Regions from separate parts of the Mus musculus genome. Here region 1 is linked to region 2. The links are chromatin loops, found by intact Hi-C in ENCODE. Cell type or tissue: left cerebral cortex. All regions are shown on one strand. Links, peaks and the distances in the headings refer to the core of each region. The heading gives the core; the rest is flanking DNA. Region 1 has its middle 150 kb from the start of Gm35255. Region 2 has its middle 92 kb from the start of Gm6639.

Region 1 (8,335 bases), core at 275-8,274, 470 kb after region 2:
TTGCCAACTGGAAACAACTAGAATCATCTCTGAAGATAGATTTAGTGAGGGATTGTCTGGATTAGGTGGACCTGTGGACCTGTCTGTGGGAGGTGTCATGGTTACACTGGGGATGGAAAGGTCCACCCTAGGTTTAGTTCTGGGCCGCCGATGTGTAGAGAGGGAATTGGGCTCAATTCTGTGCCCAATACTGTGGATGCCTCTAGATGCTTGGAGATCCTGCTTTGACCTTTTTGCAGTGATGGAGTTGTAAACTAAAATAAGCTTCTCCTCCCCTCTCCCTCCCTTCTTCTCCCTCCTCACTTTCTCATACACAAAACCATAAACCAAACCAAACCAACTAAAATAATATCCAATATTCAGGTAGGCATATAGTAGGCACCATAAAGACCCAGCTGACAATAGTCAAGCTGCTGTCTTCATGGTTTATCTTCGGTTCCTTTCTTCCTACTTCCAAGAATATGCTGCTGGTGTTCTCACTATATTCTTGCTGTTCTCTGGCTATTATTCTATGACAGACCATTGCACACTGTCTCCGATCCTATTAGCTCTCGGGTCAAGAGATTCAGGATTTATCATACCAAGAGGCACGTGCACCCTACTAATAGAAACTGCGGAAGTCACTTTGAGAATTCCTATGTCACCCTATATACTGGATCATTAACACTGGGGGGTGGGGGACCAAGGCTTTCCCCTTGCACCTCTTGGTGAGATAAGAAACATAGTGTTTAGAACAGTCCTGCTGACCGCGTCTAGCCAGGTTGGGAGTTGATCTGGAGTCCTGTTGAGTGGAGTCTTGGTGAGCTGCAGCTGGGAGCAGAAGATAAAGAAGGAAGAAACCAAACTGGCCCAGCTGCTTCTCCCTAAGATATGCAGCAACACTGTAACAGATAAAACCAGTGAAGAGGGACGGGACCAATGAGCGCGTGCCTGTGCGTGCGTGTGTGATTAATTTCTTTACCATCAGAGTTAGCATCCTACTTTCTTTTGGCCCTGAAGCAGTTAAAATGAACATGGCATCGGAGAGAGAGCTGCAAACACCGGTTCTCATGAAAGAATTGTGAAGTGGCTCTGACATCGCTAGCAGTTACCTGACACACATCTTTCCCACAGTGTTTTAACAAGCGAGACTATTTTTAGGGAAATTCTTTGCCTTGAACTAAATTTATGGCCTTAAAGTCTTTTCTTCTACTTTTCGTGTGTGCATGCTCCGACGGTCCAATTTATAACTGGCACCTCTACTACCCACCGGCGTATCGGTTTCATCTCCCAGAGGAAAAGAAAACCAGACCCTGTGACTAGTGAACTGCATTGAAAATCTAGTCTAATGCTGACAGATAAATGCACTAATTTTCTTCTGCAACCGGTTCTGCATTGCAGGGTGAACCTGCTTCTAACAACTCCCTCAAAAGGCTCTGTAACCCGTCCAAAGGATGATGTCAACTGGTACAAGGACCCAGGTCAGCCTGCATCATAGGTAACAGTTACCTCAGTGATAAAGTTACCAGGCAGGTTTTGAATGAGATTGTGTTTTTAAATGAAAGGCTGGCTGGAAACGTAGACTTGGACCAAGCATTAATAGGGGAAAATTTGAGACAAACAGAGGTTGGCATTTGGTTTCTTTGTGGTGTTCAACAAAGGTCAGGGAAGGTTCTAGTACAGAAAGGACCCAAGTTTCCATCGAAGAGTCGTAGTGTTCCACTAATACGCCAGCATGTAGTTTAGACAAAGCGAACTCTAGGCTTAGGCAGGAGCAATTTCATGGCATGGAGGCCCTAGTCACTCCACTGGAACTGGTCCCTTAATTTGGGCAACTCCCTGGGCAGTTGAAGCCATGTGTAATTTCATTCTGAGGAAGAGGTAAATCCCCTTCCGTCCCCACCCCCCCATGCCAACTGTTTGCATCAAGTGGGGGGCGGCCGATGCTTAAAGAGCAGACAGGGAACCGGGAGAGCCTCTGAAATGAATTTTATGTCCCCCCACCTTTGTCCGCAGAGCTGTGGCTGTGGAGGCAGCTCATGAATCCACCAGAGCCCAAATGGCAACCTCGTTCCCATTATCCATCTGCTCCGCTTCCTCACAAAGGTTTAAGTACAAGATTGATTACGCATGTCGGACCATGTGAAGTACCTCAGAGTGAGGACAGGAGGGACCGTCTCTCACTCTGAACAAAAGAAAGAAGTTGGACACTCACAAGATGAATGGGGGAAACGCAGGCACCAAGTATGCAGGAGGTACCTGTGGTGTTTTGTTTGGGGGGTTTTATTTTTCTTGTTTTAATATAAAAGTGTGAAAATCTCCAGATTTGAAATACTTACGTTTAAAGTACCTACATGAGTTGATTTTTAGAATAAGTTTGTTAAGTACACTTCAAAATGAGGATAACTAATATTTAGCTATGTCCTACAAAAAGCCGGCTTTATGCAGAAAAAGTGAAAGAATTTTAACGGCAGGCATCTAAGATGACATTATCCGCTACTAAAAGACAAGACCAGATCATTTGTCCAAATGAAGGGTTTATCGCTGGTGGAAAAACGAACATAATTTCTTCAACATTAAAAGGACAATAGAGGCTTGGGCCTGGTTAGGGTAACTGGTACCAAAAATGGGCGACACACTATCTGCAAGGGGGGACAGCCTGAGGGGGAGTTCAAGTGGGTGACACACTATCTGCAAAGGGGACAGCCTGAGGGTTAGTTCTGGGCTGAGCTGTGTGGAGCTTTGTGCAAGGAGAGCTGCTTCCTCTCTTCATGTACCCATCCCAGGAGCTACATGTTCCACTGTGGCCCTTTGCAATGGGAAAAGAAAAGCTGCTACTGGTCAATACTCCTTTACCCCGAGCACTGAAGAAGGGCCTCCTTTCCTTCTTCATCTTGAAACAGCACTTGCTTTTACACACACACACACACACACACACACACACACACACCGGGCCCCCACAAACAGGAAATTAGAAAAATCCCTTCACAGAGGTTGCAGAGATGCAACAGGCCATCCTAAGGAGGTTTTCCCAGGCTTCTCTGGAACTGTGAAGGGGAACAGGTGCCCCTTGACCCCACCCCACCCCATGATTCAGATGACAACCCCTATCTCTGAGAGGTTGAAGCCATGGCATGCCCTGGCTCACACCAGGCCGAGAGCTGCAGAGGGCCCAGTATGTAATTTCTGCAGCATGCGTGAGATTTTACACCACAGACACTCTGCAGAGGTTCGTGGGGTGTCACGAGGACTGTTCTGTGACAGTTCTTGCTTTTGCCCTTACTGTCGCTTTACCTCACATTTCTTTGCTGTTTGTGTTGTTGAGAGGGAGGTAATCACGTTTTTAGATGGGTTTCATTCATACGACCATAGTCTTAGGGTGACCTCAGAGATGGAGCCGGAAATGGCAGCTGTGGATGATGTGGAAAAGTGGCAAACAAACAGACACACTTTGGTATAGACAACAAATATTCATTTCTGTTACCTAAAGAGATCGTTTTACTTAATGATTTTTAAATTTTTTTAACGTTTCATTCTAAACTTAATCAAATTGTTAATTTTTCACACAAAATAAAACAAAACAACAACAACAACAACAAAAACCAACAAAAAAGCAACAAACAAAAAACCCATAGACGTTAGGAAGAAATCTGGATGTCACGCATCCTGAATCTTCAGTGATTTTAAAGTTTCACCAGGGGGCGCTCCCACTTCACAGCCCAGAGGCAGGAAGGACAAAGGACCACAACTGTCTCATGCTTAACTTGCGGGCATACACTGTCTTGTTTGCATTTTCAACTCTTTCTCTTCTTCTCTCTCTCTCTCACACACATTGTATAAAAAAGCCCCAGTGAGCTTACGCATGCCTCCCTTAAACACTGGAGCACAAACTAACACCACCACAAAATTAGCAAACACAGACAATTGTGAATTACATTGCTCCTGGCACAGGCCACGGAGTTATGTGAAATCTGCATTGAATTTTTGGTTGTCAACATCAGTATAAGAGTACATTAACATAGGATATCAAAAAATATGTCTCTGCTGGGCCACCCTGGGGCGAAACCTGTGGTTGCTCTGCATTGGTCTCTGGGTGGTACCAGCTTCTTCACCCTCTGTGGTAAATCTTTTGGTCAGCCCAAGTCGCAAGAAAATGCAGAGTCAGGAAACAGACTAATTAAAGAAAATTCCCCAAGGACAACCCAATGACAGAGCCTGAGAAGGAATTAGTCCCGAAGCCTGCTTTTCAATTCGTGTATAAGTTTCATACATTAAGAAGCCTGACGATCGTTTTGAACACACGATTTAGGCAAACAATAAATAGAACATTTCTTGTGGGAAGGAAATAAGGTATTTCAAAGTCAGAAGGGAGAGAGCACAGTTTGCCAAGTGTAGAACCCCACAGAGTCCTCTGGCCTGGAGTTTCAAACTGATCCAAACCCTTTGGGGGTTTGAATTTCTTTGCTGTTGGCAAAACACAATTCCTGCTTCAAAGAGAACCGGCATTATGAAGGCCTGTTACAGAAGCCTCAGAAGACTTCTGGGGCACCAAATCACTCTTACAAAACACCATTTTGATGAGTTTAGTACAGATTAATGAAAAACATATGGATTAAATTTTTCTTTAAAATTACATTGGTTCATCACATGAGCAGAAGGGGCTGTAAAAAGGCATCCCAGCCTTACAGAGCTCTGGACACTTTAGCCGTGGTTTCGGGCGCTTCTCAGGCAGATACGGCTCCCCGGCATTGTGGTCCATAGAGGACGTGGAATCCGTCCCTCTGCCTTGGGCTTGGCAAACACCAGTGGGTAGTCTGAGCAGAACTTCAGGTTTCTTCCGCAAGGGTGAAAAACCAACTCGTGTGGCCTGGCAGTTTGTATTGTCTGATCGAGAGGCAATGCCTCTCAAGTAGTTGAGAACTTCTCCAAAAACGCATGACAACAGCTAATTATTCATTCTTTTCTGAGGGCCCCAGAAGGACAATATATCTGTTACCAAGCCTGGAGTGGCCATGGAAGCAGGGAACACCTCCTACTACAGCAGTTATCGAAGCACCCTCCCTACCAATCACCAAACCCAAAAACTAAACTGAGCCTTAAACAGATGGTGACTGACCAACCAGCAACCAGAGAGAGTCCAGACAGTGACAGAAACCAACTGGACCAGGCAGCTCTGCTGTCTGTGCCTTTTCCTAATGTAAGGAATGATTCAGAAACCAAGCAAACTAAACAAAAGGCCAAAGTTGGAATGTAAAGTGGCTCTCACAAGGCATGAAATGAGATGAGCCACCACCACCACCACCACCACCACCACCCCCCCCCACCCTTGCAGGAAGTACCTCTACTTTTGGAACAGTGTGAGTATTAGGTAGGCAGGTAGGAATTTTTAATTCTTAAAAGTGTTAAACAATCATTTGCAGTATAACTGGCAAATTTAGGAAGTGTTCCCTTTAGAAAAATTTCTAATCAATTCTGTCATTTCATACAACTAAGTGAGAGTGTTTTCCTCGGGAGTGTGGTCTGTAGCCAAAGCTGCCCTGCAGTGGACAGGTCCCGCTTGCTCTCAACCATGTGTTGGATTTAACTCTGCACAAGCAGAGGAGGCTGCTCCTTAAGGCAGGGCAGGGCGTGTCCCTGACGTGCACGATTTTCATTCCAGCCAGTGAGGTCCCAGGACTTCACCCCACACTGTCCCTGTCAAATCTCCCATGTTTCTATTCCTGCCAATAGTTATCTCAACTCGGGCTGGACTTCAGGACAGGCCACATCACATCGTATTTGCGAGGTGAAGGATAAGGGGATAAATGCCATGTAAGGGACTTGTTAGTTTGAAAGCTTAAGTGATGGTTCTTGATAGGAAATACTTTCTCTGGAAAGAAGCACAGCTAACTATCTCACCAGGGAATGGGCCCCTACGTGAGGAAAAGAAGGCATACGAAAAGCTTTGACATCTATTTCTTTTCTCCTTTATTGTCCAGTGATGCTAGACCTGGCATCAGGGCTGACATTACTTAAGTAGGAGAGATGACCGCACTGCTACAAGGCTTTGCTCTGTCTGCCCTAGGTAAGAGAGACACGCTTCATGTACCATGTGTTGTAGACATTGTCTCTATGTTTCTAGAAATACTGCATAGCTCCTTGAAAGAGTCCCCAAAAGACAGAAGTAGGGGACACACTCCACCTGCCTCCTGTTGCTCTACAGACACTGAGGAAAAAAAATACAAACAGGACGTTACTGAAGAGCCAGTCTTACCAACGTATCCGAAATTCCAAGTCAGATAATCACAAGGGGAGAGTCCGGCGACACACAACAGCATGCGTTGGCTATCTACCGAAGCCTTTGAAATGAACTAAACGCTGCCGTTAACTTTTGTCAGAGAGGAAAATCAAAACAAAACAGAAAATCAAATGGGAAACACTGTTATTAGCATTAGATTCTTGCATACTTTTTTTTTCAGACTGAAGCGCCTCAAAGGGAACGGGCCCACTCCTGGCCAGCAAAGAGGGCTCTTCTCTCTGTAGCATTCACATGCGGAGGACGGTGATTTTCTAACCGTCACCGTTGTCTAAACCACAGTCACCCGACGCATCTGAATGACACACACACGAGTAAGGAACATTTTGATGTGTTGAGGAAAGTTGTTTTGACAAATGTCAGAACCCAGGTCTTGCTGGCTGAGGCCTGTTGTTAAATTTCCCAGGCTGCCTGAGTGGTCGGGGAAATTGGACATATCCAACACAATTCCATTTCCATTTCTCTGCAACGTTACAAGCTTCCTTGGCAGCAAAATCACATATTCTTATCACAAAAATAAATGAGAGAAAAGAAGACATACATTTCTGTCAAAGTTATGTCAAGACATATTTGGTATGTGTTTCACGCCACAGCCAGTGACAGCAAAGATGTCATGCGCTCCCAACACTCAGCAAAGAAGGATTTTGCCTTCTCCCGCCAGGCATCAATTTCACTTTATTCACTTCTAAGTGCCAATGACAGGAAGGTGTCTTTTTAAAACAAAGCTTTAAAGGGGGAGGGGGGAGAGTGGCTCTCTGAATGGACATATTGTGTGAATCTAGCCTGACAACATCATAACAAGCGTGATAATAGCCGCCCATCACCATCCAGCGCAGGAGTCTTGTTCTGACTCACTCCTTCCCATCAGTGGGATGGGGATAGAGCGCAGAGCGAGGCCCATGTTCCCTTAATGGTACTAGTGGAATATGGAAGTTATAAGTAAATAAATAAATCAAATAAATAAAGAAAGCACAAGGAGGGGAGGAGGGAGAAGGAAAGGAGAAAGGAAAAAAGGAAGAGAGGTAGGTAAGGAAGAAGGGACAGAGGAAAGAGAGGAGGAAGGGGGTTTGGAAGAGGGAGGAAACAAATGCATAGGTAGGAAAAAGAAAAGATGGAAGGAAGAAGGGGAAAGGAAAGAAGAGAGGAACAGGCATAGAAGGGACAGATTGAAAGAAACAAAGAAAGGGAAACAAGTTAACCGGTTTACTCAGAAAGAAAAGCAGACCCTTAACACTAAATAAAATAACAGCCTTTATCTGTGAGGCTCTAGAGAGAGCTAACACAGAGGCAGCCTCAGAGGGTCCTACTGAGTGGCTGAGTTTCGCCTTCTGTGTCATTATCCTCTGCCCAGTGTGGGTATGTTGGCAGATCCTGGACAGTTCAGCTCAGAAGCAGCTTCTCCATCAACAAAGGGGCAGAGCCACACTCATCCAACCAGTGATGTCTCTGGGCCACCCTCACCCCTGCCCTGGGAGGAGCCTTCCCCAGGAATTTTTGTTGATTCTTGTATCCATAACACTTAGAAGTCCGTAGCATTTAGGAGCTGGTAATTAATTCAGAGACTAGTTAAACAACCTCATTTATAGCTGAGATTGGAAATTTCTCGAGATTGAGAAAACAAATTTGTAAACAAGCTGGACTTAGAGGTTATTTATACGACATAACTGTGGGGGAGTTCTACGTGCTGAAGAAACACAACCCGATGGAAGTTACAGGTGTACACTGCTGTTTGTCAGACTTCTGAAGTGTCCAAAAAAGTTCTGGGAATTCCTTAGTCATCACATACATCACTAATCATGGGGAGACAAATAGGCAACATCTTTTGTCCACTAGAGTAGCAGACAGATACATAGTAGCCACTGAGTAAATATTTATTAAAATTCCTAGGAGAGATATTTGTTTTGAAACTCTCCATCAAAAAAAAAAAACCATAGAAACAAAAAACAAACAAAATCTACCAATAAACAAAAACTGAAACTCCAGACACTTCCTGAGGTCCTAGTCTACAGGTCTGGGTGAGTTTAAGTTTAGTAGATATCAGCTTAGTCTATTCTAGCTGCT
Region 2 (8,335 bases), core at 94-8,093:
TGCTGAGGGTATCAGAGCTCTGTGAACTTGCTCTCCTTAACTGCACCTGCGGATGTGGCTGGGCTGGAGGAGGGAAAGTCTGGCGAGACTTTGATTTGCGGCTGGTTTTTCTTGACAAATAAACAAACTTGGGCCTAAAGAGCCTTGATCCCCATTCACAGTTGAAGTGTCTTTTAAATCCCTTCCACTCTCTGGGTCTCATTTACTTCCCTAAGGATGCAATCGACAAAGAAGGCCACATGCTGGACAATTTTCTCCCAACACAGAATTTAGTGCACTGTATGGCTTGGGAGATGTTCCCCCACAGCTCCCTTGAATGGCAGGGCCGACATATCTCTGTACCACAGCAAAAAGGAATCTTCCCCATGGACCTTACTTAACAGGCTCAAACAAAGTTTTGCTTCTTAAACACTGTTTACTCTGTAGATTGTTTTAATTTTAGAAAAAATAATAGGCAAATGACTGGGCATTCACACGTGATTCCTTCTTAGAGAATAATGACTCAGCTTCTACAGCATAATCCAAAGGTGAAACGAATCCCTAGGAAGATAGGCGGAAAGCCAGGAAGAAGGTCACAGTTGGTGGCACTATGGGGTCCTCTAGATCAACCACTACTTAAAGCCTGGGCTTAGTTTTAAGCTATTAGTCTCTATTACCATCTCTATTACCATCTCTAAGGCAGATCTGGGTTCAATCACTCATGGTCACGATATTCTAATGATAAGATCTCCTATTTGATTATAACACAAAGTTCTAGGTAACATTTTACTTTCCTTTTCAAGAGCCCTAAGTCTATATTTACAAAGCGAGGCATTACTTATGTTTGAAGTTGGGTTTAATGTATAGGAGATCCGCTGCAAGGTTTTGTTGTTTAGACAACTTCTTCACTAGTCTAACATGATTCATCTGATGTATATGTCTCTAGGCAAATGTCGGCCATGTGAAGTCGGAGCACACCCGTTCAAGATCTTGGGGTACCCAATGCCAGCTCTGTTCTCATTTCTGAGGGTCTGCTAGTACGAAATGTCTCAGGTAGATGCCTGAATCCCCTAAGAGTTAGACTGAAGCCTGCAGAGTCTTGGTGTCAAGTGCACAAGATCGAATGACTGCCCCGTTTCTGAGAGCTGCAGCAGGTGGCTGTGCTGATCATCAAATGCTGGGGTGGCGCATTGACCCCCATGGTGATTTAGGACTGTCCTTACTTTTTATTTATTTATTTATTTAGAGACAGCATTTCTCTGTGTAGCGCTGGGTGTCCTGGAACTTACTCTGTAGACCAGGTTGGCCTCGAACCCAGAAATCTGCCTGCCTCTGCCTCCCAAGTGCTAGGATTAAAGGTGTGGGCCACCACTACTCGGTCCCCCCCCCTTTTTAACATTTTTTTAAAAAGATTTATTTATTATCTTATGTCTATGAGTACACCTCTTCAGACATAACACAAGAGGACCCCATTACGGATGGTTGTGAGCCATCATGTAGTTGCTGGGAATTGAACTCAGGATCTCTGGAAGAGCAGTTGGTGCTCTTAACGGCTGAGCCACCTCTCCAGCACCTGTCTTTGCTTCTTCTGAACAGCTTCAGCTGATCTTTTATGGGCTTCGGCATCATCAGAGAGAGCAGGTGGAAGCGCGGGGATCAAATCAAAACAAGGTAAACAGATGTAAGAGGGGCCGGACTATCCCCAAACAAGACTCAGCAACAGCACTCATCACACAGGGAAAGCTTTTCGCTACTGTGGATCTCTTTTGATTTTTTTTCTTGTTTGTTTGTTTGTTTTGTGTTGAGTTGTTTTGTTTTGAGATAGGCTGTCATGTCACTCAAGCTGGCCTCAAACTCACTATGTGGCTGAGGATGACCTTGAATGCTGTTGCTTTACCGGAATCAACTGCTCAGACTCTACTCAGAGCAGGTGAGAAGGCTGCAGCAAGCTCGTGAGAACTCTGCGAAGCTCGTTTATTAAGTCTCAGGGAGAGCCCTTTATACACTCTACCCTTGTTCCATTGGTCTCAGGCTAGCGTGTCTTCTAAGTGGCAGTTCCTGATTGGTTGTCGTCGTCTGTGTCACTGATCTTTAGGCTCTCAGGCAGTCTTCTGTTTGGTCCTCATGTAGAAGTTGCCTCCACAGCTGTGCAGCCCCCCGACGTTTATGCAGAGGTGCTTCGTCAGTGAGGCCTGCCATTCTGTCTACAGAATGCTTGCTTTATTTTCCTGCCTCTATTCTTTCAATGATAGGATTGTAAGTGTGCACCACCATATCTAGTTTATGTTGGGGAACCGAACCCGGGTCTTCTTGTCTGGGAGGTGAGTAGTCCCTACCTGAGCCATCCAAGCCAGCCCATATTCTGAGATTCAGACAAAAACTGGTATTCTGTGATAAGCTGTGATAAATACTGTGACTGAAGACAACTTGAGGAGAAAGGGCTTTAACTAAGTTTATAGTCCAACATGGAGGGAAGTCAAGGCAGGAACTCAAGACAGTAGCTGGAAACAAGAACCAACACAGGAAAGAAAGTTGCCTTTTTGGCTTGCTCTAAGAGTTACATTCAGCTACTTTTCCTATACAGCTCAGGGACACCTGCTGAGGGATGACATCACTCATCATGGGCTTGGTCCTCCTATGCTAGTCAGCAATCAAGAAATTTCCCTATAGACAGGCCCACAGGCTCATCTGATGAAGACAATTCTGTAGCTGAGAAGTCCCCCCGCCCCCAACAAGGTGTGTCTAGTTGACACCCAAGATTAGCCATCACAACTAGAGTAAGTTAAAGTCAGAGAAAACCAATCCCCAATAGGTTGATAATATAGGTCCATCTCCAGAGGGACAGTAGTTTACCTCTGCACTTCATTTTCTTCTTTATCTTAATCTAAACATTGATTGATTGAGTGTGTGTGTGTGTGTGTGTGTGTGTGTGTGTGTGTGTGTGTGTGCTTGCAGTCCCCACGTGGCATACAGGTACCTGCAGTGGCCACATGAGGGTGTCTCATTCTTCTGGAACTGGAGTTAGGGAGGTTGTGATTCACTGGATGTCAGTGCTTAGGACAGGACACATTTCTCTGCAAGAGCAACCAGTGTTCTCGGGCACTGAGCCCCCCCCCCTCTCCAGCCCCTCTGCTTTCTGTATTGTACCTTCAATTCTTCAGAGCCAAAGGTCTCAGTATCCATGGCAGCAGTACCTGCCAGCTGCAGGGAGGTGCTTCAGAAGGCAACAGTTAAGGCACAAACAGCTGTGGTGCTCCCCACTCCTTTCCATATTGTGCTCCCAACTGTCACAGTAGAGAAACTCAGAGGTTTTTGCAAGGAAATACTTGTTGTTTGTTGTTTTCAAGACAGGATCTCTGTAAGTCTGACTGTCCTGGACCTTGCTATGTAGACCAGGCTGACCCTGAACTGACAGTGATCCTCCTGCCTCTGCCTTCTGAGCACAGAACTGGGATTAAAGGTGCACACCAATGCAGCTGGCTGAAAAACATTGTATTTTAGCACAACTTGGGAAGTTTGGGGGAAGACAGAACTGCAAAATATATAATTTGTTGTTTTCAACAAATGCTTAAAATGTCTCGGATACGTTGAAAGGACCCTGAAATAGCTGTCTCTTGTGAGGCTATGCCAGTGCCTGGCAAATACAGAAGTGGATGCTCACAGTCATCTAGAGGATGGATCACAGGGCCCCCAATGGAGGAGCTAGAGAAAGTACCCAAGGAGTTGAAGAGGTCTGCAGCCCTATAGGTGGAACAACAATATGAACTAAGCAGTACCCCCAGAGCTTGTGTCTCTAGCTGCATATGTAGCAGAAGATGGCCAAGTTGGCCATCATTGGGAGGAGAGGCCCCTTGGTCTTGCAAACTTTATATGCCCCAGTACAGGGGAATGCCAGGGCCAAGAAGTGGGAGTGGGTGGGTAGGGGAGCAGGGCAGGGGGAGGATATAGGGGATTTTTGGGATAGCATTTGAAATGTAAATGAAGAAAATATCTAATAAAAAATTGAAAAAATGTCTCTGATACAAAGGAGATTAAACGCACATGTGAAAAAGAAGCATAACAGGTAATTGACTGTAAGGCTGCAAAAGGAGCTAGAAGGTTCCTAAGACCAGCCAAGGCAGTCTGGGACTGCAGTACTCCAGTCGTTCCACAGGGAGGCGCTCCAAGCCCATCACCGAAAATCCCACGCTGCTGCTTCAGCGGCTGCTTACTCTGGGGAGAGTTATGTTTCTCTACTCCTAGCAGGGATTTTGAAGAGCAATTAAAAGCACATTAGCAGGGCACTGTGCGAACCAGGCAAAACCATTTTAGTATCAGTGCCTACGGTGCTAGCAGCCTCTTCTCAATTACTGCACGTTTACAAGTGTAATAGAAACCGTGTTACATTTGAAAACAAGTTTCACCTACAATGTTTGTGTCTCCTCTATACAAAAGACAGATTCGTTTTGGAGACAATAATTTTCCTTTAAAGTTACAATATGCTTTATCGGAAGATTATAGTCAGCACACCTTAAAATTTCGCATCCTCACCTGAGTGGGTAGTATAGAATTGAAATTACATCTTGTGCAAACAGTGTTGTAGGTAATATGTCTCAGCATGTTTCAGAATCGTCATCCATGTTTTAGGATGGAAATCTCACAACACACACACACACAGTTTGCATGGCCCAAGTCAGCGGCCGAGTAAGCTGGGAGTCTGTGTCAGGTGTGATGGGTTCAAATATGTCAGTGGCCTCTAACCTCGATCTCTAGTTCAGGACAGAAGGTCTTGGAAGACTCAAATGCACAACTTGGCCAATAGACTGGAGGGCAGAGAGGACAGAACCTAATAGGGGCAAGGAGCCCACAGAGTGGAGTGCTCCCACAAGGGAAGGGCTAATTGTCCAGGCAGGCCTCAACTGTAGCCCACCAGTCTCAGCCTCTCTGCTGCTGAGATCACAGGGCATGTATGGCCATTCTGGGTCAAAAGGGCATAGCTGTACCATTTCATTAATGTAGAATATTATATCATTTTGCCAACCTGAGACACACACACACACACACACACAAAGAGGGGAAGACACACACACACACAAACACACACACACACACAAACACACACAGAGAGAGAGAGAGAGAGAGAGAGAGAGAGAGAGAGGAGAGAGGAGAGAGAGAGAGAGGGAGGAGAGAGGAGAGAGAGAGAGAGAGGGAGAATAGTTAAGCAGGGCATGGTGTTCCACACCTTTATCCCAGCATTCCAGAGGCAGAGGCAGGAGAAGTTCTTGCCAGCCTTATCTGCATACTGAGTTCAGGATAACTGGAGCAAATAGTGAGACCCTATCTCAAAAATCAAAGCCAAGGAGTGTTCATGGGCTGGTTTGTGGCCCGGGCACATGTGTCACAGAGGACTGTCCTGTATGGCCTCAATGGATGCGCTTAATCCCGTGCAAACTTGATGCCCCAGGGAAGAGGGATGCTGGCGGGAGTGAGGCAGGGGTGGGTAGGTGGGTGGGTGGGTGGGAGAGTACCCTCTCAGAGGCAGGGTGGCGTAGGGTTAAGAACTCAGGAGGAGGGACCAGGAAAGGGGGCACCTTTTGCAATGTTATAAAATAATTTAATAAATTAATATTTAAAAGGTGATTTGCAATTTTAAAAACAAATCCAAACCAAAAGAAAGGTGCATATGTGAATGGGTTATTTGGCAGTTAAGCTACAAGACAACTGCTTTTACTCTAGAAAGTTTAGAACTCACACCCACCCACACAACAGTGTCATAGTATTGCTGCCGCCATGTTTACATTGTATTTTCTCCACCAAGACTTTGCTGTGAGAATTGTTTAATGACTTTGAACAGTTCTAGAAAAAAAATTCAGTGTCTGCCTCAATTTATTTAACATGTGGCCAACTGTGGAACAGGAGGGTGGCTTCTGATTTCCATAGTAATAGCATATGGACTTGCTTGTGTGGGCATCTGCCTGCCTGTGTCTGAGGCATCTCTTCCACCATGTACATCTTGAGGTCTCTGTAGCTTAGGCTTGCTAGTTTGGTGTTGTATCATGGAGCATGTCTCTGAGCACTCACCAGGAGCTCATGCAATAGTGATTGAATTAATTCAACAAAAGTGACAGGAAGGCATTTCCACTTTCTGTTTTGTGAATTGCCTCTTCATGTTATCTGTTCAGTATCATTGTGACAGTTGTCTCGTATGGGTTTGTAATTTGTTTTTTGTAAGTACTTAATCTTCTGCTTGGTACATATGGCAAACCATCTCCTCTCCAAAATACAAATATATGACTAAGGCTGTATTTTTATGATAATCTTTACCCCACTAACTAATTAGGACCAGTACTATAAATGCATTAAAAAATGCAGTCTGCTTCTCCTACCTACCAGACTTTCCCCTGGATTTAGAATTCTTTCGAGGAAGCCAGGTGTGCTGGCGCACGCCTTTAATCCCAGCACTCGGGAGGCAGAGGCAGGCGGATTTCTGAGTTTGAGGCCAGCCTGGTCTACAGAGTGAGTTCCAGGACAGCCAGGGCTATACAGAGAAACCCTGTCTCGAAAAACCAAAAAAAAAAAAATGTTTCGGGGGACATGGGATGGAAAGGCAGCTCACTGTGACAAGTTCTAAGTTGTCATGTGAGGAAACTGTCTGTCCCTTATCTCTTCAGACAACTTCATCTTTACTTTGTTACAATTCTGTTTGGGTCCAGGAATTACCACACAAACCACATGAACACCAATCTCAGTCAGACAGGGATAGTTTATCAAGCATATTCCCCAGCACTGGTCTTCCAGGGCTCTGGTCCACATTTAGGAACTGAACCATGCCCCCACGCCCAGTTAAGATCCTACAGGGTTTTTAAGCCCCCCAGTCCACAAACATCTGTGCCAAGTTATTCCACCAATCAGGATTTAGGGATGGGTGATTTCCTTAGAAACATATCTTTGTTTTACACTTATCCTGCTCCCATTGGTTGGGGTATTCATCTGTGGCAGGGACTTGCCTTGTCTAATTAATATCCATGTTGTAACTTGCCTACCAGGATGGGACTTGTCTAAAATTCATGTCTTAACTTGCCAACCCGGATGTCAGTTGCCCATGTACACATCTCTTTCTGCCAAGTTAGGATGCCAGTTCTCAGGGAGGCCTCGGGAACTTAAACTTTACTCAAACCCCTACTCAAAATGGAAGTCTTATTCCAAATAGCTTCTTATGTTGGGTTCCATTCCAGAGGCAGTTAGTTTATAAAGGCAAATACCATAAAAGCTTATACACAGGTACAGGAAGTGCTGCTGGGTGGCTGGTTCAGGTCCAAGCTTATTGTGGGTAACTATATAAAGCAATTCTACTGACTTCCATCGTGATTGGTTTCCAAGGGCACAGAACGTAACAGAGTATGTAATCAATCTTGGCATTAGAAAGTTTCCTAGTAACAGCAGAAACATATGAAAAATTTTCCTTATAATGGCAGGCTAGCCAGGTAATTTACCTAGGCCTTCACATTCCATCTAGACCTTAATATTTTACCCAGGTCCTAACAACTTCGACATGAGGAGAGAAAGCATCTTCACTTCTAAACGGTTTCTGTGCCTACTCCATCCTCACAAAACCATCAAGCTTCTGTGTCCTTCCTGATGAAAATGACAGTGTTGGGGCCTTGGGATGGAAATAGGTGCAATTTTGGATGTCACCTTGACTTACGGTGGGAATAAAGCCACCATATATTGAAAATATTGTGACTGGAGAATGAATGTACTGTACTGTCTGAGCTGAACACGCATCAGTGTGCTCAGAAACCCTACATTGTCTGCTGGTTGGAAACACTGAATGCATAGCCCGCATGATGAGGATCTGAGCATCTTTTGTGCGTGTTGAGTACTGCACTGAGCATGGAAAGCAGGGTGCTTATGTGGGTGTGGTTTCACACCAATGACAAGTCAGAAGACCCTAACTCAAATCACTGTGAATCAAGGATTTTCTACCTCCTTCTGAGACTGTCCACTGGGATAGATTCCCAGAGTTGGTGAAATCCCAGAATCTAGGTGACAGAAATTGTTTTTCACAGTTTTCAAGGCTGGAAATCCTAGGTCAAGGTGTTTGGTTTCTTTCGTGGCTTCTGTTTTTGGCTTGGAGGTGGCTCCTTAGAAGATCTTTGCTCTAGCTCCTCCATTGGGAGTCTTGTGTTCCAAGGAGCCGAAGGGGTCTGCAACCCTATAGGTGGAACAACAATATGAACTAATCAGTACCCCCAGAGCTCATGTCTCTAGCTGCATATGTAGCAGAAGATGGTCTAGTCAGCCATCATTGGGAAGAGAGGCCCCTTGGTCTAGCAAGTTTTATATGCCCCAGTACAGGGGAACGCCAGGGCCAAGA

The links. Hi-C counts contacts between places; a loop is a spot of excess contacts. Peaks named below come from ENCODE experiments on the same cell type or tissue, not always from the same donor. Only the 100,000 strongest peaks of a DNase experiment are listed, where the experiment ranks them.
Region 1: a loop joins it to region 2, with 2.7 times the contacts of the local background. A loop is called at or near these places in 6 of 42 quality-filtered maps.

The regions. Positions count from the first base shown.
Region 1 is chr3:35,098,779-35,107,113 of GRCm38, reverse strand. No RefSeq gene overlaps it. Among named protein-coding and RNA genes, the nearest start is that of Gm35255, 150 kb to the right of the region's middle. In left cerebral cortex, for the core only: a CTCF peak has its summit at 3,678 (motif pointing right); a DNase peak (open chromatin) is centred at 3,692; H3K27ac peaks cover 751 bases.
Region 2 is chr3:35,570,453-35,578,787 of GRCm38, reverse strand. No RefSeq gene overlaps it. Among named protein-coding and RNA genes, the nearest start is that of Gm6639, 92 kb to the left of the region's middle. In left cerebral cortex, for the core only: a CTCF peak has its summit at 4,119; a DNase peak (open chromatin) is centred at 4,145.